Regions from separate parts of the Mus musculus genome. Here region 1 is linked to region 2. The links are chromatin loops, found by intact Hi-C in ENCODE. Cell type or tissue: left cerebral cortex. All regions are shown on one strand. Each heading gives the region's core, and the rest is flanking DNA. Links, peaks and the distances in the headings are about the cores only.

What was found. Hi-C counts contacts between places; a loop is a spot of excess contacts. Peaks named below come from ENCODE experiments on the same cell type or tissue, not always from the same donor. Only the 100,000 strongest peaks of a DNase experiment are listed, where the experiment ranks them.
Region 1: it touches region 2 in a loop (4-fold over the local background); 29 of 42 quality-filtered maps call a loop at or near these places.

The regions. Positions count from the first base shown.
Region 1 is chr6:134,941,058-134,952,729 of GRCm38, forward strand. It overlaps Lockd (lncRNA downstream of Cdkn1b), which reads left to right. Exons shown (of 2, transcript NR_037956.1): 2 at 10,249-10,661. Among named protein-coding and RNA genes, the nearest start is that of Lockd, 18 kb to the left of the region's middle. In left cerebral cortex, for the core only: a CTCF peak has its summit at 6,547 (motif pointing left); a DNase peak (open chromatin) is centred at 6,544.
Region 2 is chr6:134,857,463-134,869,134 of GRCm38, forward strand. Crebl2 (cAMP responsive element binding protein-like 2) reads left to right here. Exons shown (of 5, transcript NM_177687.3): 5 at 1-421. Gpr19 (G protein-coupled receptor 19) reads right to left here. Exons shown (of 4, transcript NM_001362050.1): 4 at 11,630-11,672. Among named protein-coding and RNA genes, the nearest start is that of Crebl2, 33 kb to the left of the region's middle. In left cerebral cortex, for the core only: CTCF peaks have their summits at 5,918 and 10,055; DNase peaks (open chromatin) are centred at 4,525, 5,458 and 5,901; H3K4me3 peaks cover 519 bases; H3K27ac peaks cover 641 bases.

The DNA.
Region 1 (11,672 bases), core at 1,879-9,878, 83 kb after region 2:
GCTGATGGATCTCATTCCACCCTCTACACCTCAAGCGCGGTCTTTTTACACGACTTTGCCCCTAGACATAGACTTTTTGGCTCTGTCATCTGGGTTCTATAGCTCTGTCTTCTTTTCTTTTCTCTTTATCCCAAGCTTTTCTACTGATGCGCCAACCTCAGGTCTTGCCTGTTCTTCATTGATTTTTCTCTTAATATCTGGAGCTGGGGCATTCTCTGGTCTAGAGAGACTGAGTCTTCTACTTTGGCTTTAGCATTCATGATGCTGCTAATCTACTCTTCCACGGGATCAATTCTGTCTGACATATCCCCAGGTGTTTCACTTTTCACAGGCTCAGGTGACATGTATGTGTCTTTTGCTGGGAGCAGCCCTCGATTCTTTTAAGTAAGTGCAAGCTTTCCCCTGTTGCTTCCTGCTTTGGTGACACAGCTCAGCCCCCTGGTTCTCCAGACATTGGCATCTCTTGCAGATTTCCCTTCGAGGAGCAGGGAAGCATTGCTTAAAGTCATACATCTTACAGGGAAGTCACTGGAACATAGGGGATGGTACCCCACTTGGATTAGTATGGTAGTTGGCAGCAGGAACATGAGGCAGCAGGTGATATTGCCTTTGTAGTCAGGAACACAGAGAGGAAGATGAATAATGGTGTTCAGCTCACTTTTTCCTTTTTGCTTAATCTGGGACTCAGGTCCTCCATGAAGCTAGTGTCACTCACATTTAAGATTGTGTTGTGTGACAAAACTTTTCCAGGGGAAATGCAGCACACACATCTACTCACCCCACATAGGAAGCTGGTAACAGACCAAATTACAGATACCACCGAAGTCCAACTTGGTGAGTTTTATTGGGGTCACCTATAGGAATATGGGTGAGGAGTTACTTACAGGAGCAGAAATGACTGAAAGACAGCTGTGTCACTGAAGCCACTACAGGTGACACCTCACAAAGCTGGGAACCTGGAGCTCACCGCATAGCTTGCAGGCAGCTCACTAGGTTGGAGAATGTCCTTTCGAGTTGCCTCATTGGTCTAAACCTCTTCCAGACAGCTCTGTTAGTTTCTGCTTCTTCTAAGTAGCTGGTCTAGTCTCAGAGGATTCCTTGAAGTTTTGCTTGCCTGAGAGTCTTTGTAGTTCAGCTGAGCTTTTCTGAGAGGGAATCTCAGTTTTTATTGCTTATTCTGGCAGGGAGGGGCACAGTGAATTTTGTCAGTTTCAGGGACTTCCTGAAGTTTTTTTGAGTTGTTTATCTCCCTGCTTAAAGAGCTTCCCTGCTAGATGGAATGTTTCAATCTTGGTGTAAATTGTTACATAACAGGTGGCTCTTCTCATTTCAATGAACTCAGTCTTGTAACTATCACAGCTGTGCCCAGAGACAGAGTATCTCTTAGGTGCGCAATTGTTCCTCTTAATAGTCAACTTGGCAGACTCTAGAACCTCCTGGGAGATGGGCCACTGGGCATGCCTCTGGGTAATTGTTTTATATGTTAATTGGTGTGGGAAGACAAGGCACAATTCTCTAGGCAGAAGATCATGGGCCTCATAAGAGTAAAGAAATTGAGCTGAGCACTGGTGCACAAGCCTTCATCGTTGTCTGTTCCTGACTGTGGGTGAACTGTGGCCAGCAGACTCAGGCTCTTGCCTTTGTGACTTCCCTTCTATGAATGTTTATAGCTTGGCACTGTGAGCTAAAAATAAACCCATTTCTCTTCCCAGTTGCTTTAGGTAGGGTATTTTATCACAGCAACAGGAAACAAACCATGACAAAGTAATTCTAGATCTTGTCTAATTGACAGTGTATATATGTGTGCATGTATATACAAATTCTACCTATCTATTTATCTATCTATCTAGATATCTATCTATCTAGACAAAATCTCTTTCTACATGTCTCTGGCTGTCCAGGAACTCTCTATGTAGACTAAGATAGCCTTGAACTTACAGAGATCCGTTTACCTCTGTCTCCCGAGTATTGAGATTAAAGGCATGCATGATTATTCTCAGATTTATGTATAATTTTTAAGCATTTATTTGTGTGCACAGAGAGGTCAGAGGCCAACTTTCAGGAGTCAGTTCTCTCCTTCGAGTGGGTCCCGGGGTCAAACTCAGGAGCTTGGCGACTAGTGTATTATCTCTCTGAGCTATCAATGGCTCTCAGATTGACAGCATTAACTATGAAAGTCTCGAATAGTACACACTAGCTTCAAACTGGCCACAAAGCCATGGATGGTCTTGAACTCCTGATCCCTCCTACCTCTACCCCCAAGTTCCTCTACCTCCCCAGTACTGGGATTAAAGGAGTGTGCCATCATACCTCAATCTTGGTGATAGATTTTTCTTTTTTAAGGTCCCTGGTGTTTGGTAATTTTTTTTTGTAGTATTTTATTTATTGCTGACACAGTTTGGCCCAGAGAAGGATTTTAGATTTTTCTTCCTACATCTTTGCTCAGCTAAACACCATTGTTCAAGATCTCGAACCACCAGGGCATAAAACTGAAGTACTGAGGCCCCTTCCTAGTGTTTGGCCTTTAGAACACTTGCCTAATTCTCTGTAGTAATTACATTCCTGTCCATCTCCTCCAGCAGACTATTATGAGCACAATACACTAGTCATGTCGGAGATAACAGCCTGACCTCAGCGTGGCTGCAAAATGAAGCCACTTTTGGCTTTCCTAAGCCATCAGGTAACATCGTCACATGGTCTTCCTTTTCTAATGAGAGCCTAGATATTCACTGCTCATCCCGCACGAAGGGACTATTGCTTTCCTCGACTCCTGTGAGTATGTAGTTTGTGGCCATGAATTAGGAACTTAGCTTTCTTGGAAAATAACCTGAGCTGTGTCAGTGGAATGCATTGATGCCAGCAAGGAAATAGGAATCCTGGGACTGTGGCCAGAAGGAACCTATAAGTCATCTTGTCTAAAGTCCCTGCAGGAAATTACAAATTAGAATTCTCTCATCTGTAAATAGAAAGATTGGGCGAGTGACCTCGTGTACCCAATATTCTGTGATCCAGCTCAGGTCAGCCAAGTACAGGGTGGTAACTAAAGACTGGTCGGGTAATGGAAATGTAAAATGATTTTCCCCAGTGCACAGTGCTCTTGAGTAAGTCACGGAAGAGCTAGTCTCGCAGGAGGCATTCTCTGGTGTGCCAGCTGCGAAAGATCAAGGAATACAAGTTTGGGGATAATGTTACCAGTAAGATCTCACGTGGTAAGAAGATGGAAGAGGTTCAGTTTTCTGTGGTTTGTTAAGGCATCCTCCAGTTAATGGGGATGGTATTTATGCCTCCCTTACGTGCCTAGGAAACCAAACACACGATACAGCGCTTAATGCTATTGGTGTTAGGTAGAAAAAAATAAATTCTAGAATGCCCTGAGCATGCTGGAAGTGGGGCAGGAGGATCAGAGGTTCAAGGTCAGCCTAGGCTACATGAGACCTTGTCTCCAAAAAAAAACCCTAAAAAGTGGCTACAGAGATTGCTCAGTGGGTAAAGCGGCTGTCACAGAGCCTGACAACTAGAGCTTAATTCCTGGACCCCACCCACATGGTGGAGGGAGAGCCCTGACTGCTTCAAACTGCCCTCTGACATCCACATGCTTGGCTGTAGCATGTGTGTGCACTCACGTGTGCCCATACCAAATAAATAAGTAAACAAATATGGAATACATATTTTTATATATTATGTACGTATGTGTTTGTATGTGTGTATGCATATATATTATGTGTGTTTCTGTATGTATGCATGCATATTATTAAATATGTGCATATTATGTATTATGTGTGTGTGTTTCTAAGAGGCTGAAACTGGCTGTCTCCCTCAATCTCTCACACATTTTTTGTTGTTGTTGTTTGGTTTTTTTTTTTTTAAGACAGGGTTTCTCTGTGTAGCCCTGGCTGTCCTGGAACTCACTCTGTAGACCAGGCTGGCCTCAAACTCAGAAATCCACCTGCCTCTGCCTCCCGAGTCCGGGGATTAAAGGCGTGCGCCACCACTGCCCGGCTTCTCTTACACATTTTTTGAGACAGTTTTCTACTGAACCTGGAGCTCCTTAGCACAGGAACACCTTGAATTTTTTTCTCAAAAGATTTATTTATATTTTTATGTGGGTGAGTGCTCTGGCCACTGTTTGTACATGCACCATATGTGTGCAGTGTCCATGGGGACCAGAAAAGGCCATCAGATTCCTTTGGAGCTGGACTGACCCAGGGCTGTTAGTTGCCATGTGGGTGCTGGGACCTGGGTCCAAACCCCCAACCCCCAACAGGGTTTCTCTGTGTAGCCTTGGCTGTCCTGGAACTCACTCTGTAGACCAGGCAAATCTCTAAGTTGGAGATCCACCTGCCTCTGCCTTCTGAGTGCTTGGATCAAAGGTATGTGCTACCCAGCTCAAAGCCTCTTTAAAAAAAATTAATTTTTATTTATTTTTTTAGAAGACATTTTCTTTTTTTTCCCTTGTTGTCTTCCTCCTCCTCCTCCTTGTTTTCTAATATTTATTTATTTTATGTGAGCCCACTGTAGTTGTCTTCAGACACACCAGAAAGAGGGCATCAGATCCCATTACAGATGGGCTGTGAACCACCATGTGGGAATTGAACTCAGGATCTCTGAAAGAGCAGTCAGTGCTCTTAACTGCTGAGCCATCTCTCCAGCCCTTATTTTTATTTTTAAAACCACATACGTATGTTTGCTTGTATGCATGTTCCTTCAGAGGCCAGAAGCGTCTGTCAGAACCCCCTGGGGACAGAGTTATAGGTGGCATGAGCTGCCTGATGTGGGTGCTGGGTCCTTCGAGAAGCAGTATGTGTTCTTAATTACTGAACAGCCTGGTCTACAGAGTGAGTTCCAGGACAGCCAGGGCTCTCCAGGTCCCAAACCTAATCCTCTGCCTCCACCCCCGAGCACTGAGACATGGGCTTCTGCCACCACGCATCCACCCAGCCTTTCCTTGGTATGCTGCTTAGCACACACGAAACACGACTATTAAAGGAAAAGCTTCATTAAGTGAAACTGATGTAGGACGACATACTTGAGCCATCAGACCACACAGTGGTCATAGTAACAGGATTTAGGTATTTGAAGAGTGAGATCCCAGCAAGAGCCAGGCATATGAGGCCAGAGGCTGGGAATGCAGCCCAGAGGTAGGGGGCTTGCTTAGCACAGAGCCTGCGTTCTTTCCCCAGCACTGAAGGGAGTGAGAATTGAAGGCCAGTTTGGATTGCGGAGACTCTGTGTAGAGTCTGCCTGTTGAATCAGAGGCCTCAGGAGGTCGACCTCATCAAGGCTACTTCTCCACCCAGTTACTGGTTTTAGCGGGAGTTCCCTTCTTATTGTCGTAATGAGTGGCTGCTTGTGCTATTTTTGGGCCAGTTGGTGTTTTGCTATTTGGCTGTATAAGCTAATAGCCCATGGATGAAAAAAAGACTCATTTTCTTTAAAGAACCAGCATAAAAAAAAAACTTCAGTGTGTGTGTGTGTGTGCGCGCGCGCGCGCGTGCGCGCACGCACACGCACACACACACACACACACACACACACACACACACACACACACACACACACACACACACACAAGCACTTGAACGTGTGCCAAGGCCAGAAAATAACTTGGAGAATCAGTTCGCTTCCACCGTGTGCGTTCTGGGGCTTGAACTCACGTCATCAGGCTTGGCAGCAAGCATCGTTACCTTCCGAGGATCCTCTAGACTCTCAGCAGCTTTTTTTGTTTTCTTATTTCTGTGTGTGTGTGTGTGTGTGTGTGTGTGTGTGTGTGTGTGTGTGTGTTTAAACTATTTTATGTGTTTGAGTGTTTGCCTACATGTATGTTATGTGCACGTCTTGCATGTGGAGATAAGAAAGGGATGTGGGACACCCTGGAACTGGAGATGTGCGTGGTTGTGAGCTACCCCACGAGGAGGAATCACAGTCAGGTCCTCTTTGAGAACACCAAGCGCTCTGAACCACCGAGCCATCTCTCTAGCCCTTATTTCTGTCTTTTGTTCGTCTGTTTGTTTTTGGTTTTTTGAGATAAAGTCTAATGTAGCTCAGGTTAGTTTTAAATTACCTAGGAAGTAGAGGCTGGCCTTGAAATTTTAACTTCCGGTTTCAACCTCCAAGCAGCTAGTATCATAGGTGCGTGCCATTCACACCCACCCACGGTTCATTCTCAATCTCTCTCTCTCTCTCTCTCTCTCTCTCTCTCTCTCTCTCTCTCTCTCTCTCTCTCTCTCTCTCTCTCTCTCTCTCTCTCTCTCTCTCTCTCTCTCTCTCTCTCTCTCTCTCTCTCTCTCTCTCTCTCTCTCTCTCTCTCTCTCTCTCTCTCTTCCTTCTTGTTTTAAAGTTATTGACCATTATTAGCTTCGGGGCAAGGTCTCACTAGTCACCCAGGCTAGCCTTCAGCTTTGTCCTCTTGTTTCGGCTTTCTCCCAAGTGTGTGTGGGGGGGGGGATAATAAAAATGAGCAACCCAGGGATTTTTGTTGTTGTTGACTTGTTATTTTGGAACTTGAAGATTAGCAAAGAGAGCCCTCTGCTGGCCAAAGTGGCACAGTGACCAAAGTTGATCCGAGGCTAGGCCAAAAGTTGCCGCGGGCCAGATCAGCTGTCTTTGGGTTTTTCAGTTAACAACTTAATATTTTTCTGTTCATTTCTTCAGCTGTCAACCCAGGTTTGTTTGGAGCTCGTGAATGTGATCTCTGATCCCCAACTCAGTCCCCGCTCTCACCTCCACCATTCATGTGTAGTTGAAGATGACTCTAAACTTCCAGTCTTTCTGCCTCCACCTCCAAGTGTTAGGGTTCCACGGGGTGAGCCCCCTACCCCCGCGCCAGTTTTCTGTAGTGCGGGGGAGGCAGAGTTTTGTGCATGCTAGACAAGCACTCTACTGACGGGGGGCTAAATCCTAGTCTCCCACTGCAGAGTCTTCCATGTTTAGGAAAAGAAGTTTTTATTGGGTGTGGTAGCTCACGCCTGTAATTCCAGGCACTTGGAAGACTGATGTGGAAGATTGAATGGATTTCAGGCCAGCCTGGGCTACATAGTTAGGTACAAGCCAGCTTGGGCTACAGAGTAAGACCCCCCCCCCCAACCCCCGACTCCTGCCCCGGGAATGTCGAAAAACAAACTCCAAAAAAAGAGCTGGGCATGGTGGCATGGTGGTGGTGCACAGATTTAATCCTAGCAGTTAGGAGGTGGAAGCTGGCGTCTATCCTCTCAAAAAAAAAAAAAAGAAGAGAGGGAGACAGAGAAAGAGAAAAGTTAAAAGTCTTACCTTTTATACTTCTTGAAACTAAAAACTGTGGGCCCAACCTTGAAATAACTCCTACATCTTATCACCTGTTTCCATTTTCTGCCGCCCCTCCCCCCACTGTCCTGCCCCCCCCACACACACACATTGCCCTCTCCCCACTCTGTCCTGCCTCCCTCCTCTGCTCTGCCTCCCACCCACCCCCAACGCGCGCCCCGCCTCCCCTTTCCAAGCAAGACAAAATAAAACCAATCTTCACTCAAAAGAATGATGGGATGGAAAGCTAGCTGGAGGGAAGTGGCCGCTTATCTCCTGCAGATCCCCAGCTGAATGCCAGCGCTGGGGCCCAGTCTGCTGTACACCTGAGAAACGTTGAGCTCGCTTCTCATGTCCCTGGCTGAGTTGTGGACCGTGGGAAAGAGGGCGCACAATGGGGGAGTGCTGGCTGCTTATCTAGAGGAGAAAGGGGATGTCTCCTGGGGACCTTCCATGGAGGCTTGGCAACAATGCGTTGCTCTTGTGTGATTGCACTGAGAACTTCCCTGCCCGTTGCGTTTTTTTTTTTTTTTTCTCCCCTGAAACAAAAATCTTATGTAGACCAGGCTGGCCTATACCTCTCAATCCTTCTACTTCTAAAGAATATAGGCATGTGCTACCTCGCACTCCCAACTGTGTGTAATCATTATTAATTTTGAGACAGGACCTTACTATGTAGCCTGACTGTCTTGAAACTTGCTATGTAGACCAAGCGGTCCTTGAACTCACAGAGATCCACTTGCCTCTGTACCCTAGTGTTGGGATTAAAGGTGTGCACCACTATGCCTGGTTCTCTGTACAATCTTAGCTAAGTAAAAGGCCTGCATAAAATAACAGTTAAGTTTGTAGTCCGTATTTTATTATATTGTTACTGTAGGATATGATACTTTCTAACCATGAGAAGGTCTCTCTCTCTCTCTCTCTCTCTCTCTCTCTCTCCCTTTGTGGAGGCTAAAGTTAGATATCAGTCAGGCATCTTCCTATATTGTTCACACTTGCATTTTTAAACCATGGCCTTCCACGCTGGAGTTCCCTAACTGTCTGGAAAGGTTGGTCAGAGAGTCCCTGGGATCCTCCTGCTCTTAGCAATGGGATGACAGGTATGCTCCATCATGCACCTTTTTGAGGTGTAGGGCGGCAAGCCAGGGCTTCGTGAACCCTGGGCAAGCACTCTGCCAGCTAAGCTGTATCCCATGCCCTGAAGCTGCACTGTCTGAGATACCTGGACCATCACTGCTTTGTCTGTAGAGATGGCCTTCCCTTGTACTTCTTCCTCCCCTTCAAGGGTTGTGCAACATCCCTCTAGGAGCCTGTAAATGCTTGCATGCCACACATAAGCACCTGGATCCATTAGCTAGCCACAGTCGTCTTTCATTTCTTCTGAGCTAAAACCTCTCACTGGATATTTCGAGGGAAAACGATGAGACCATTGGATTTGAGGATATTCTTAATGCTCCATCACACTGATGGGCAAGCCATACTTGATGGCAGAATATAAGCTGGGCTTGCTGTAACATCAAGTGTTGGCAGGAGGGACAGTATTTTTTGTAGTTGCTTCTGCTACAGTCTGATGTACACAGCATGAAAGTGCTTAGAAGGAAACTAAAGTTGCTTCTTACTGTTCTCGTCCCTGCTTCCTTGGTGTAATATGGTACATTTTACTGGAGGTGTAGTCTCTTTCTTTCTCTCTTTCCTTCTTTCTTTCTTTCTTTCTTTCTTTCTTTCTTTCTTTCTTTCTTTCTTTCTTTCTTTCTTTCTTTCTTTCTTTCTTTCTTATTTTTTTAGGTGTCGTCTCTTAGTCCAATGGGTGAAATATTTAATTCCAGAAATTTCATATACTATAGTGAGCCAACTATGTAGATATTTTATCTCATTCTTATTACTCCCCCAAGCTCCCTTCCCCGACTCTTGCTGGGGACCAGACTCTGGGTCTTGCACGTCCTAGAGAAGTGCTCAATACCAGTCACCTATACACCCAGCTCCTAACTATACAGTTCTAAAAAGCAATGTGCCCTTGTAAGAGTTTCAAACTACACCCTATAGTTTCCAGTCTTGGTATACTATTTGTTTGCCATCTATCTATCTTATTTATTAGCAGGCTCTTATACTGTCTGTTGGCTTGCTTGCTTGCTTATTTATTTATTTATTTATTTATTTATTTATTTATTTATTTATTTATTTATGAGCAGGTTCTCATTCAGCCCAGGCTGGCCTTTAACTTACCATGTAGCCCAGGCTGGCCTTTAACTCACCATGTAGCCCAGGCTGGCCTTTAACTCACTATGTAGCCCAGGCTGGCCTTTAACTTACCATGTAGCCCAGGCTGGCCTTTAACTCACTATGTAGCCCAGGATGGCCTTTAACTCACTATGTAGCCCAGGCTGGCCTTTAACTCACTATGTAGCCAAGGATGACCCTGACCCCTGATCCTCTTGTTTCCACCCCTAAAGTGTTAGGACAACAGGTGTGTGCAACACTCCCTGCTTTGCTGTCGGTCGCTCTGGGACAGGGTCTTGCTGTGTAACTTAGGGTGCCCTGGGATTCTGTCTGCATACTGGCAGCTTGAAAGCATGCTCTTTCTCTTGAGAATGCTGGAATTACAGACTTAGGGGACCACGCTGGGTTACACTGTTGATGTTTATAGTGAAGTTTTGTGCATGGTAAATTGTATCCCTCTGCTGCTGCCACAAAATGTCTTGGGACAGAGGAGATGGCTCAGTAAATAAAGGGGCCTGGGTTCAATTCTCAGGACCTACATCCTACATGGTGCTGGAAGGGATAACTGAGCCCTGCAGGTTTTCCTCTGATCTACACACAGACAGACACACATACAGACACACAGACACACACACACACACACCACCACCACCACTACCACCATGGCATGTATGCATGCAGCCAAACCCATATCCGAATAATTAAATGAAGTTATTTTTGTTTTGTATTGTTTTTGCATTTGTGCTTTCGTAGGAGGCTGCTCACAGCGCTGCTGGACTCTTTAAGCCCTGAGGTCATGTGAAAAGAAGTTTGCCCTGTGTCCTTCTGTCTCCTGTTGGCTGTCCACAAAATGGAGAAGGCGGAAGCAACCTGAGGCGTCCTCTTTGTCTGTAAAGATAGAGAGTCCATTGTGGAAGGGGGAGATACAGGAACTATATAGGCGAGGCTCTACCGGACTGCATCTCTTATCTCCAGAATTCTTTTACAGAAAAGAAAAAAATAAACTTTTATCTGGCTTAAGCCACTACTGTTTCTGGGCTCTGTTACTAGCTGCCAAATGCAAATCTTAACTGATAGAAAAGTCCTTGACGGAGTTTGAGCTGGTGAATGGATGCTGCCTGTTCAGTGGCTCTGCAGTGGTGGATCTGTGGGAGTGGAGCATCCTGGAGGGTACCAGGAGATAAAGATGGCTTGGCAGATGGGGGCAGACAGTGAGAATACACCTCACAAGGTGTCACGGACTTTCTTTTCCCCCAGGACACCTCTGCTGAAGTACTGTTATACAGTGGCTCTTTAAACGTCTATTGATGGAGTAATTTGAAGTCCGCTCCTGTCAGCTGGCCTCAAAGCTGGGCTATTTAGAAGATGCGTACTCTTTGTGCCTAAAAAAAAGAGCAGCAGGTAAAGAATGGAGCGGGAAGGGGTATCAGCATTACAGGAAAGTCAAGTGACTCCCTGCAGGCGTCTCCAAGGAAAGGACTTTGTTACACGTGATTGTCTAATGAAAATACATCAAAGTCTAATGAAGATATCCTTTACTGAGTAGCAACTGTAAATAATGTCCCAGATGTACATCCTTCTGTAGCTTATAGCATGAATTCATATACTACCTATTTCTAATTTATTATTTTCATAATAACTTCATCATCGTAAGATTAGGCAAGACTGTTCCATTTTACGTTAGAAGGACATTTACTGTTTATATGGATTATAAAAATATGAACAGACTCCGGTTCTAGCTCATTCTGTAATCCAAGTACTTGTGAGCCAGAGGCAGAAAGACAGTTGTGAGTTTAAGGTCAGGTGACTGTGGGTGACATAGTCCAGGGACCAGGGGGCTGCAGGGTTAGACTTTCCTCTCAAAAAAAAAACAAAAAACAAAAAAAACCAAAAACCATAAAAAAGTTCAGTTACACAGCACAACTACTAAAGCAACATAAAAGAGAGTAGCTTGGCCCCATGTAACGAAGGATTTTACCATCTTTTTCTATTGTGTAAGAAACTGTAAGTCCAGAGCCAGGGAGACAGCTCATCAGGCAAAACTGCTTGCCACAAACCTGACAGCCTGGGTGTGATCCCTGGAACTGACCCCTGAGAAGGGTCCTCTGCCTTCCTCACTTGTACCTTGGCACCCACATGCCTGCACTCATTCTCACATCACACATCACACACACACA
Region 2 (11,672 bases), core at 2,119-10,118:
TGCGGTTCAGACGTGCCTGGAAGGTTGTCTGTGAGGTGGGACGAGAGATGGACTGTGTAGCTTGTGATCTCTTGACAGGCATGTCTCCTGACCAGTTGCCTTCTGTTAGCTGAAGATCCCTTGAGCGCAGGCGTGGAACTCAGATCTCCATGCTAGGTGTGTGTGCCCGCCGACAGAGCACCTGCCCAGCTTGCTGGGATTCGCTGTGTTTTAGAAAAATGGGCATTAAGGGTATTTAATGTCTTCTTAGGACCATAAGTGGAGACAAGGACTGTTGATGTTCAGGCCCTTCGAATGTAAGTGTTTTCAATGTAGTGTTCTGACTGGGATGGCGTGTTCTGCCAGTGGGGCGACTCAGTCGTAGACTCTTACTTTGCAGAACTTTGTGTTGCTTTGTTTGTTACTTTTTGAATTCTCCAGGAAAAAAAAATGTTTTTAAAGCAAACATTCCAGGATGAGTGTGGCCTCTCAGTGGAATGTCTCACTGTGCTTGAAGCCTCTGCAGGTTGTACTTGTAGTTTCAGGGTCATCCCAGGTTGTCCTTGTAACCACACGGTCATCCACAAGTAGAAGAGATGGACTTTGGAGTGAATGTTGATTACGCTTTGAGTTTTCTCTAGGGCCTGTATCTCTTTAGTGTTTTGGAGCCATCAAACCAAGATAATGGCCCTCAGCATCTGAAGGGGGCATGGTGATTGCTCAGCTACTGTGCTGGCCCTTCTCCCGAATCTGTGATCTAATTAATCACTGTTCCAGATTCCAACAGCTGCAGCATCTCTTGTCACTCCCATCCATCGAGGCACTGCAGGCTAACTGCAGTTCCTTCCCAGAGGAGAGCAAGCTGGGAGGACAGAGCCCAAGGCCATTCTCTAGGGCAGGAAGAGGCCAAGTGCCTGGCTTCTTTTTTTTTTTTTTTTTTTCAGAGATTAAGGAGAAAATATATTTGCACATTCACACCAATCCAACTCTGCCACTCTAGCATCTGCTTCCCACGTACTGGAGCAACTGGTGCAATATGGAGTTGATCTGGTCAGGTCAACATTTAGGCTGTAGGTGAAGTTATTAATTTGTTTTCTGTCCTTATCTAAAATGTTCCTGGGATGCCCAAATCAGAGCTTTAGTGCTGCGGTCCCTGCCACTGCCTGCCTCGTGGACACGCTCAGCGGCACCAGCTGTAACTTCAGCGTCTTTGCCCCACAGTGGGTCTGCTTTGGCTGGTGATAGAAACACAGGTTTAAGCTGTGCTTTACTTTTAGTTAAAGTCAAGTAAGATCAACAAAAATAAATACTATTTTTCACAGAGATCAGCTGCATGCTGTGACAAATATTAAAGTACATATTTTGTTTTTTAAAAGATGAAAGATGATTAAACCACATGGTATTTGGGGGCAAATGAAGGATTTTTTTTCCTCAGAAAAGAATTGTACAATTATATTTTTATGAAAAATAAAGTATCTTCACCAAAATAACGTTCAGTTGCCTGTTTGACAGCACTGGGGTAACTGTGTACACCTACAGCCGCTAGAGCCGGACAGCCTGACTTCAGGCCCCACATGGTAGAACGGGGAGAACTAGAGTGGTGGGCTAACCTCTGCTTCCACGGTCAAGTGTGCTGAAGACTGCTTACTGCTCTTGTAGAAGACCCAGGTTCAGTTCCCAGCACCCAGGTAACTAACTACAGTTGCAGGAGATCCCATGAGCCCCTGCACATAGGTGTTGCATAGGCGTTCACTAAGGCAAGCACACAGACACATGATCCTTTCTTATTTAAATGTATGGGGCGGGTCCTTAGTCCATTTTCTGAGTCACAGGGGTATGAAAACCTGCCTGTTAAATAACACGGGATTGGCTTGGCAAGATGGTCAGCAGGTAAAGGCGCTTGCCACCACACTGACAACCTGAGTTGATCCCTAGAACCCACACATACAGCAGAAGGGAAAGCCCCCTCCCCCAAACTGTCTTTTGACCACACCCATAGACAAACTAAATAAATCTGAAAATAAAAATATTCACAGTATGTAAGGATTTAAGTTATCAAAAATAGAAGTGTTTGGGGCTGGTGAGATGGCTCGGTGGTTAAGAGCGCAGACGGCTCTTCCGAAGGTCCTGAGTTCAAGTCCTAGGAACCACATGGTGGCTTGCAACCATCTGTAATGAGATCTAACACCCTCTTCTGAAGTGTCTGAAGACAGCTACAGTGTGCTTACATATAATAAATAAATCTTAAAAAAAGATTTAATGAGCTCATATCAAAATGCAGTATTAGGATATTCCCAGGTGGTTTCTATATATTGTTATACTTATCCTTTGAGTTGGTATAATTGGAGGCTCTTTGTGGCAATAATAGCCTTCAATTAGTTAGGTTCATTTTAAGAACCACTTATTTACTCTCTGTCTTACTTGATTACAAGTGGTCATTAATCTGTCTGGACTGTCATGTAAAGTTTTGCTGAGTGTGCACTGCACAAAGTCACTCAGTTAAAGTGTCTGATGGGCCTGATCTCCAGATCCAGTTCCCCCTTAAGAAGCCCTCATGGAAGAAAACCTCCTACCATCTGCTCATTGAACCATTCCCGTTGCCTAGGCCTGCCTAGAACTTACTCAATCGGCACACCTTTTTATATTCCTCAACTCACTAGGGGTGCCTGTGTGAAAAGTATGCAAAATAATGGCATTTTACAGCTTGCTTTAACCCAAGTAAGTGTGCCTCTTCTCCCTGTTCAGTGACATCAGTTTGGTAGTTATTCAGCAGGGGTATAGGTGTGTGTACTCTGTGGATATAGGTGAATGCTACAGACCATGGACAGTCAGGCTCCGATGCACCCCTGGAAATGGCCAAAATGGGGGTCAATACAGCTCAGAACAGTACATCTGAGACACAGAGTATAGAGGGTGAAGAACTGGCTGAAGGAACTCAGACTGTAAACAGCACGGAGCTGTCCAGAAAGTCAGATTATGGCACAGGACACATTGTAGCTGTGACTGAAACTGTTGCAGCCCTGTCCCACTCTAGGAACCATGAGGCAGAAGATCAGCTGTGTTTATTTTTCTTTTCTATCTTTATTTAAACAGGGTTTCACTATGCAGTTCTGGCTGGCCTGGAGCTCGATTTGTAAACCAGGCTGTCCTGGAACTGAGATCGACATGCCTTGTTTCTTTGAGTGCTGGGATTAAAGGGCTATGCTACTATACCCAGCCTTCAGTTGAATTCTTAATCCTGGGGTCACCACAAACTCAACTAATCTACTACTTGCTTGTTACAGGGTCCCAAGCATGGCTGGGCTGTGCTGGGCTGTGCTGGGCTGGGCTGGAGTTAGGCAGTGAGCTGTGCCTAGCAGACTATTCTGTTGGATAAAGATCTGAACGGGAAAAGCCCAGTCCGGTCTCGTGTCCCTCAGCAACCTCTTCCTGGCAAGCACTTTCAAGACTCTGGGACCAATGACTCTGAACTGAGTCTGAAGGCCAGGACAGACCACCCAGGTCCACAGCCAGAGCACCCCTACTGGGACTACAGCAACAAACAGGAAATGATCCTCATTAAACTTGTCCCGCCCACTTTTAGCTAAAGGTAGAAGGTTCATTCTTAGCAACATCACAAGTTTGGGGCCAACCAGGTCTATATGAGATGCCAACTCAAAAAACACAAGAAGATCAATACATAGTTCTGGACCAGACAGGGCTATAGAGAGAGATCTTGTCTTAAAATAACCAAACAAAACAAAGAAGAGCAAAAATACTGATACAAACGTGCTGTTCAAGCTGGAGCAGCCAAACCCAAGAGCCACGGGAAGAGAAAGGAATATCAGAAAGACACAGCAAACATCCCTTCACGTCATGGCTCGTCTGTGAGGCCTGGGAGGAGATGCAAGTGGAGAATGCCCCGGGCCTTGTTAGAGTGACCCTCGTCGTTTAGTATTCCCAGCCAAAAAGGACAAAACTATGAGAACATGAGCTTTTCAACCAGAGAGATCAGGAACTCTGCCTAGTATGGAAAAAAAAAAGTCTTTGAAAACTCTAAAGCCTCCCGGAGCGGGACATCATGGGAGCGTCTTGAGGACAAATGCGGAAACGGGCCAGGCGCTGAACTCGATGGGTAGAGTGCTTGTCTGGCAGACACCAGCTCAAACGTCCCCGGCACCACACAGACAGGGTGTGAACACCTGCAATCCCAGCACGCAGGAGGTGGCAGATCAGAAGTTCAAAGTCACCCTGAGCAGGGTTCGAGGGACTGTGATAGACTCTTCTCAAAAGGAGGGAGAGAGCGAACCTAACAAATGAGACAGGAATTCATTAAACAGGGGGTGGGTACAGGCCAACTTGAAGCACAGAGCAGGGAAGGCTGTCATCAGACCCTTGTCAATCTTCTGCACTTTCTTTTCTCAATGAGCCTGGAAATCACTGGTTTCCCGCCATCAGGTTCCAGGGATCTCCTGTGGCCACCTATCCAGTGCTGGGTTTAGAGATGGGAACCAGAGCCAGGTTGCCATGACTACATAAAAGAACAGTATCCACCTTACTGCAGCGTCTCTGGAACGTTTCCCTAAAGGAGCATCAGTCTTCTGCATCTACGCTTTGGTTAGTAAAGTGCTGGAAGGCCATGTCGACTGTTGCATGCTCCAAACCACATGATGTCCTCCGACCTCCAGGTCTGCCTCCTCAGCCTGCGTTTGGTCACCCTGGGGAGCTAAAATCCCACGTCCTTCAAGTATGAAGGCAATCCAAACTCTGTAACGTCTACTGTATAACTCAGAGCTGATGGAGTCAGTCACTAAAGCAATACCTTTGTTTTGACTTGGTTTGGTTTGGTTTTTGTTTTCCCACACACTCCTGTAGCCAATCCTGGCCTTGAATTCCTAACTCTCTTGTCTGTACCTCCCACATGCTGGGGTTATAGACATGGGTTTAGATAAGGGTTATAATAGACACACACACACACACACACACACACACACACGCGCGCGCGCCACAGCATGCATAGAGATCAGAGTTCAAACGATGGGAATCTGTTTTCTCCTTCCACCTTGTGGGTTTAGGGGACCAAACTCAGGAGCCAGGCTCAGTGTCAAGCACCCTTAAACACTGAATCATCTCACTGGACTCCAAAAACCCTCTTAAAAGAGGCTTCTGCGAAAGAATAGATAGCACTTCTTGACATGTCCACACTTGGGAAAAGTCCAGAACCTACCAGATTGTAGCAGCTCAAAAAAATTAAAGAGGGTCTGAGAGGCCTGAGGTCAGTGAGACCGGCCTGCAGTGAATTCCTTCCACACCAAGTCAAATTGTCTGTTTAACCCTGCACATGCGCACCCACTCAGGGGAAAGCGTGTATTGCCATGGAGACATCTGCATGTCCTCTGAACCTAATTATGAAAGCAGCCGAGGGGCAGGCAGGAGCTCGGTCTGTACAGAGCTCACCGAGCGTGCACCAAGTCCAAGCAACAGATGGGGTTGCTGCCAGCAATGAAAAAAATCTAGTGTGGTCACGCGTGCCTGTAATCCCAGGACTGGGGACGTACAGGCAGGAGGATCGGGGAGTTCAGAGCCAGCCCAGGATACATGAGAAGCTGACTTACAAAGAAAAAAAAAAAAAAAAAAAAAGGAACAGAAAACGGAGAGGCCACGGTAAGTGCTGTGGATTTGGCGGTCTGTTGGGGCCTTTTGAGCATGATCACATTTGTAAAATAGTTTAAAACAATATTTTGAGTAGCGATTTCGCGCCCGTAACGGGTATTATTTGCTGGGGAATTTCCTCTGATGTTTAGAAGCTTTGCGTTTGGAGCACACTGATTGATGAACCCACAGCTGAGTCTGGGTGCTCTGCAAGCTTGGCTGTGTGGTTGCTAAGAGACCAAGATTTCTCTGAATTCCAATGAGTAGCTGGGTGAAAACTCTGCCCGCTAGCCACAGCGCCGCCAAGCGGCGTCTCTCAGAACTGCGTCCGGATTCTTCAGTCTTCCCTTCCTGGTGAATTTGAACAAAGGCGGGCTGTGTGTGCATCCTTTCAAGGTCTGCGCGCAGGGAGGACGTTTTTTTTTTTCTCCAACACACGAATTGTGTCGCAGTAAGCAGGAGTGACACAGAACTGGGTACCAAATTAAAAGTAAATATTAAATAAAATATATTGGGGTCGGGGCGGGGGGGGGGACCATATAGCAGAAGAACCATATAGCAGGTGTGTGGTGAAAGAAAAACTTTGTAGAGCTGGCTCTTTCCGTTCAGGGACAGAACTCAGTCAAATTGGTGGCAAGCACCTTTACCAGCTGAGCCATCTCACCCACTTAGTTTGCCAGGAATGGTAGATCACCCTTAACTTTACTTATTGGCTTGATTTCAGTCTTGTAAAAGGTAAGAGGCTTCCTCTGCTCTGGGAAAAAAATGTAATTTAGATTAATATTTTCTAAAGATTTTTTTATTGATTATATGTAAGTGCACTGTGGCTGTCTTCAGACACTCCAGAAGAGGGAGTCAGATCTTGTTACAGATGGTTGTGAGCCACCATGTGGTTGCTGGAATTTGAACTCCAGACCTTCGGAAGAGCAGTCGGGTGCTCTTACCCACTGAGCCATCTCACCAGCCCCTAGATTAATATTTTTAAAATTTATTTTTATTTTATGTGCATTGGTGTTCTGCCTGTATATATGTCTGTGTGAGGGCGTCAGATCCCCTGGAACTGGAATTAGGCAGTTGTGAGCTGCCCGGTGGGTGCTGGGAATTGAACTCAGGACCTCTAAAAGAGCAGTCAGTGCTCTTAACCACTGAGCCATTTCTCCAAGCCTTCTAAATTAATACTTTTATTTATTTACTTTTTATGAGACATAGTCTTACTTTGTAGCCTAGGCTGGCCTGGAACTCAACTATGATAGTCCAGGCCGACCTCCAACTTAGGACAGTCTTCAACCTCCTAAGAGCTAAAGCACGAACCACCAAACCTGCCTACATCTTTCTGATTTTTAAGTCTGTGTGGGTTGGGGGAATGTTGGGGACTAACCCTAATTCTTACATATTAGACCACCACTTTGCCATTTGGCTATACCTTCCTCCTCCTCCTCCTCTTCCTCCTCCTCCTTTTTAATTTTAAGACTCGGGGCATGTTGGCATATGACTTTAATCCCAGCACTCTGGAGGCAAAGGTAGGCAGATCTATATGAGTCTGAGTCTTGCCTGGTCTCCATAGTGACAAATAACCCCCTCCAAAAAAAAAAAAAAAAAGATTAAGTTTCTAAAAAAAACATAAAATAACAAAGCTAGATGTGGTGCTGCAAACTGGTGTCACCCCAGTATTTGGAAGGTAAAAACAGGAGAGTCAGGAGTTCAAGGCTAACTTTGTCTTTATATAAAGTTCTAAACCAGTTTAGGCTACTTGAGACTGTATCAGAAACAAAAATCCACAAATAAGGAAAGCTGGGCAGCTGTGCCGATTATTTAGAGTCATCTGGAAAGAGGAACCCGAATGGAGAAGACATCTCCATCAGGCTGGCCTGGAAGCACACCTGTTGGAGTATTCTCCTGACAGATGATGGATATGGGAAAGCCTAGACCACTGGGTTGGTTGTCCTGTGCTGTGTAAATAAGCAAGTTGAGCAAGCCAGTGAGTAGCATTATTCCCTGGTCTGTGCTTCAGTTTCTGACTCCAGGCTTCTGCCTTGACGTCCCTTCGTGATAGACTGTGATAGGGACATGTGAGGCAAAATAAACCCTTTCCTCCCCAACTAGCCTTTGGTCATGGTGTTTACCACAGGAACAGAAGCAAGCTAAGATAGCCATTGTGCTTGCTGAGTGAGCTTGGCATGAATATGTACACACACACACACACACACACACACACACACACACACACACACACACACACATTAAGTTAAATAGGGTCTGAAGAAATAGCTCAACAATTAAGAGCATTGGCTGGTCTCCCAGGTTCAATTCCCAGCACCCACTCAGCTGCTCACAACTAACTACAGCTCCAGAGGATCTGATGTCCTCTTCTGGCCTCCACAGGCACCTGCACACATCTACAATACACACACTGACTGTGTATACATACATACATACACACACACACACACACACACACACACACACACACACACACACACACACACACAAATAAAAATACAATAAATCTTTAAAATAAATAAGTGCCTGCAGGTGGGCAGAGGCAGGCAGATTTTTGAGTTCAAGGCCAGCCTGGTCCTGAGGACAGCCAGGACTACAGAGAAACATTGTCTTGAAAAGCAGAAGAAAAACAAAATAAAACAGAAAACCAATCAATCAGTCAAGCAGCCAAACAACCAGAAGGGTCTTTTCCACTGAAGTCTGAGCCATAAAATGCAGGGCTCAGTGAGACAGGTGTCTGACTCATTTCATTCCAGACACATTAGCCAAGCATGTGAGGAGAAGGAAGAAAGGAAAAAATGAGTTTTTATTAGCCTTTGTATTGGTCCTTTGAAGGAAGCATCTCAACCTAAAAGCTTGCCTGAAGGTATATTTTGTTGTCCTTTCTCTTGCTGGCCGGGAGTTTACGGTGTGTAGACCAGGCTAACCCTTGAAATTCCAGATCCTCCTGCCTCTGCCTCCTGAGTGCTGATAATGAGGGTGTGCCAGCCTGTCAGCTTCTGTGGATGATTGTAGATCAAAATCTAACGGCTCTGTTTGGGGATTTCCTTGGCCTTTGAGATTGGCTCTAACTACATAGCCCTGGCTGTCCTGAACCTTGCTATGTAGTCCAGAATGGCTTAAACACAGATCTGCCTGTTTTGCCTCCTGAGTGCTGGGATTTGAAGTGTGTGCCCCGACACCTGGCCTGCACTGATGCTCTGTCACCGAGAACAGACTACCTTCTGGATCTCAGACCATTCGGTACCAGAGGTCGAGGAGCCAATCTATGGCCAAGAGAAAAGTGTGAGCCAGCTCATTACACTCCATCTTGATGCCATCAGAACGACGGCTTATTTCCGACTGTACTGTTCTACTGAGGTTGTGATCAGGCCTACAGGGCATGTCTGGGTGGGACCACTCATGTTCTCTAAGGAGACAGCTGATATGGTGAGGAACAAGCCACAGGGTTGTAGGAGGGCCCGAGTCAGAATACCAGCTGTCAGACTCCAACCTGACAAGCTGCCTCATGGAGAAGTTCCAGTCTCATGATCTGGTGAATAGAGATGATCATAAACTCATCGCAGGTGATGCTGAAGCAAGATCACCTTGAGGGGCTGGTGAGATGGCTCAGTGGGTAAGAGCACCCGACTGCTCTTCCAAAGGTCCGAAGTTCAAGTCCCAGCAACCACATGGTGGCTCACAACCATCCAAAATGAGATCTGACTCCCTCTTCTGGAGTGTCTGAAGACAGCTACAGTGTACTTATATATAATAAAAATAGATAAATCTTAAAAAAAAAAAAAAAGATCACTTTGAGTATGTAGCCAGCCTGGGCTATAAACCCAATCAAAAACAGAAGAGCAAAACCCATAAATACATCGTGGAATTGTGGAAAGGATGAGCCAATACACGTAGACTGCTAAACAATGACTTATTATCTGCAGCTCGTGTTAACTAGCCCATGGCAATGCAAACCAGGCTTGTCTGTAAGCCCTTATTTCATTAAACTAAATTCCTTTTGTCTTGTGTTGTTTTGCTTTTGAGACAAAGTCTCAGCCCAAGCTGGACTCCAACTTGTTGTGTAGCCAACAATGACCTTGAACTCCTGATTCTTCTGCCTCCATCTCCAGAGGGCTGGGATTAGGAGTGTGTGTTACCATACCCAGTAATGAAAAATATTCTCTAATATACTGGTTCATTTCTAAACTTAAACAACTGGGAACCAAGGAACCAAGCTCTGAGTCACACAGACAATGGAGAGTGTGAGTTTGGAAGACAAGTTGAGCTTCAATCTAGAAAGAGAAGGGGTTGTCTGGCAGAGATGAACTTCATGGGCCGGAATGGATAGCTCACCTTTCAGGTACACATACTGTGCTTGTAGAGGACCCAAGTTTGTCACCCAGCACCTGTGTTCAGTAGTTCACAATAGCCTTAATTCCAACCTCAGGATCCAGCGCCTTTTTCTGGCCTCTGGGGGCACCCCAACACACATTCACATAAGTAAGAAAAAAATGTGATTACAATAAAAGGCCTCCTGTCTGAATTTATAGAAAATGTCAAATCTTGCCCTTGGTGTCCTTGTGGGTCACAGTAGAGCCATAGTTGAGGGTGTCTGTGATCGCAGAGCCCAGAAAAATGTCATTCCTCTCTTTGGCAAGCCTAGCACTGCCACTTGCTGCTTTACTTGTGTATGACTCAGAGAAGGTGACACGTGTCCTAGGGTACGTATGGATGGGTCACAGCATGTATGTGGGAAATAGCACAGAGTGCTTTCAAGGCTTAGTCCAGTAAGACGGATCAGTGGGAGAAGGTGCCTGTAGTCAAGCCCTGGAACCTACACCATGGTGGACAGTGAGACCTGATGCCTGCAGCTGCCCTCTGATCTCTACAAGTGCAGCCTACCGCCACCACTAATAAATAACATGAATTTAAATAAAAGAATGTTGAAGGCTTCCCCAGCTGCTTGGATTAGGATGGAAACCAGAAAAGGCAAAGACTGTAGATGACTGGGCACTCGCTCCCAAAGAATGATTAAACTCGTCCCAGCCAGCTTCCCAACCAGTTCTTCTGGGCTCTGGTGTATGGTCTAGCCAGTGCTATCCTCCACTCCTTTCCAGAAGGTAATATGCAAATGCATACTGTGTCGCCAGGCTGGGAAAAGTTAAGTTCTTGAAATGTAATGCGTATGGGACGTCAGTGAATTAGTAGGCCATAGAAAAGTTCAGCAGGCTGCCAGGCAGTGATGGCACACGTCTTTAATCTCAGTGCTCGGGAGGCAGAGACAAGCAGATTTCTGTGAGTTCAAGGCCAGCCTGATCTACAGAGTGAGTTCCAAGACAGCTAGGGTTACACAGAGAACCCTGTCTCAAAAAAAAAAAAAAAAAAAAAAAAAAAAAAAAAGGAAGAAAATTTTTTAAAAAAAGAAAAAGAAGAAAAATTCAATAGGGAAAAGAAAATTAAAACAAAATATAGTATAGCAAGACAGAACAAAAAAATAGAAGACTTGTGTGTAATGACCCAGTGACAGAACGAGAATAGCAAAGTGTTTGCAATTTTTCTTGTACATTTAGTGTCAGTGTGTGTGCACACTCGTGTGCTTGCATGCCACAACACTTGTGTGGAAATCAGAGACAACTTACAAGTGGTTCTCTCCTTCACGTGTGACTTACAGGGATTGGACTCAAGTTCTTAGGCCAACTTACCTGCTCAGACGAAAAAACAAACAAAACTTTGAAACAAACAAAAAATATTTAAAATCTTTAAAAATTTTATGTGTGTGAATGTTTCATTTGTGTGAATGTCTGTGCACCACAAGTGTGTAGTGTTCCGAGAGGCCAGAAGAGGTCACTGGATTCCCTAAAACTGGAAATACAGATGGCTGTGAGCTGCCCTGTGGGTGCTGGAGTCCTTGGAAGACCAACCTGTGCTCTTAGCCAATGAGCCACCTCTCCGGCCCAGGAAAGAATTTTTATAGGCTCTAATAGTGGGAGCACTACTGACCAGCAAAAAGCAACCAGAACAAAATCCACAGGAACCATAATCAATAGTGAACATGTTTTACAAAACGGAAGTTTAGTGAA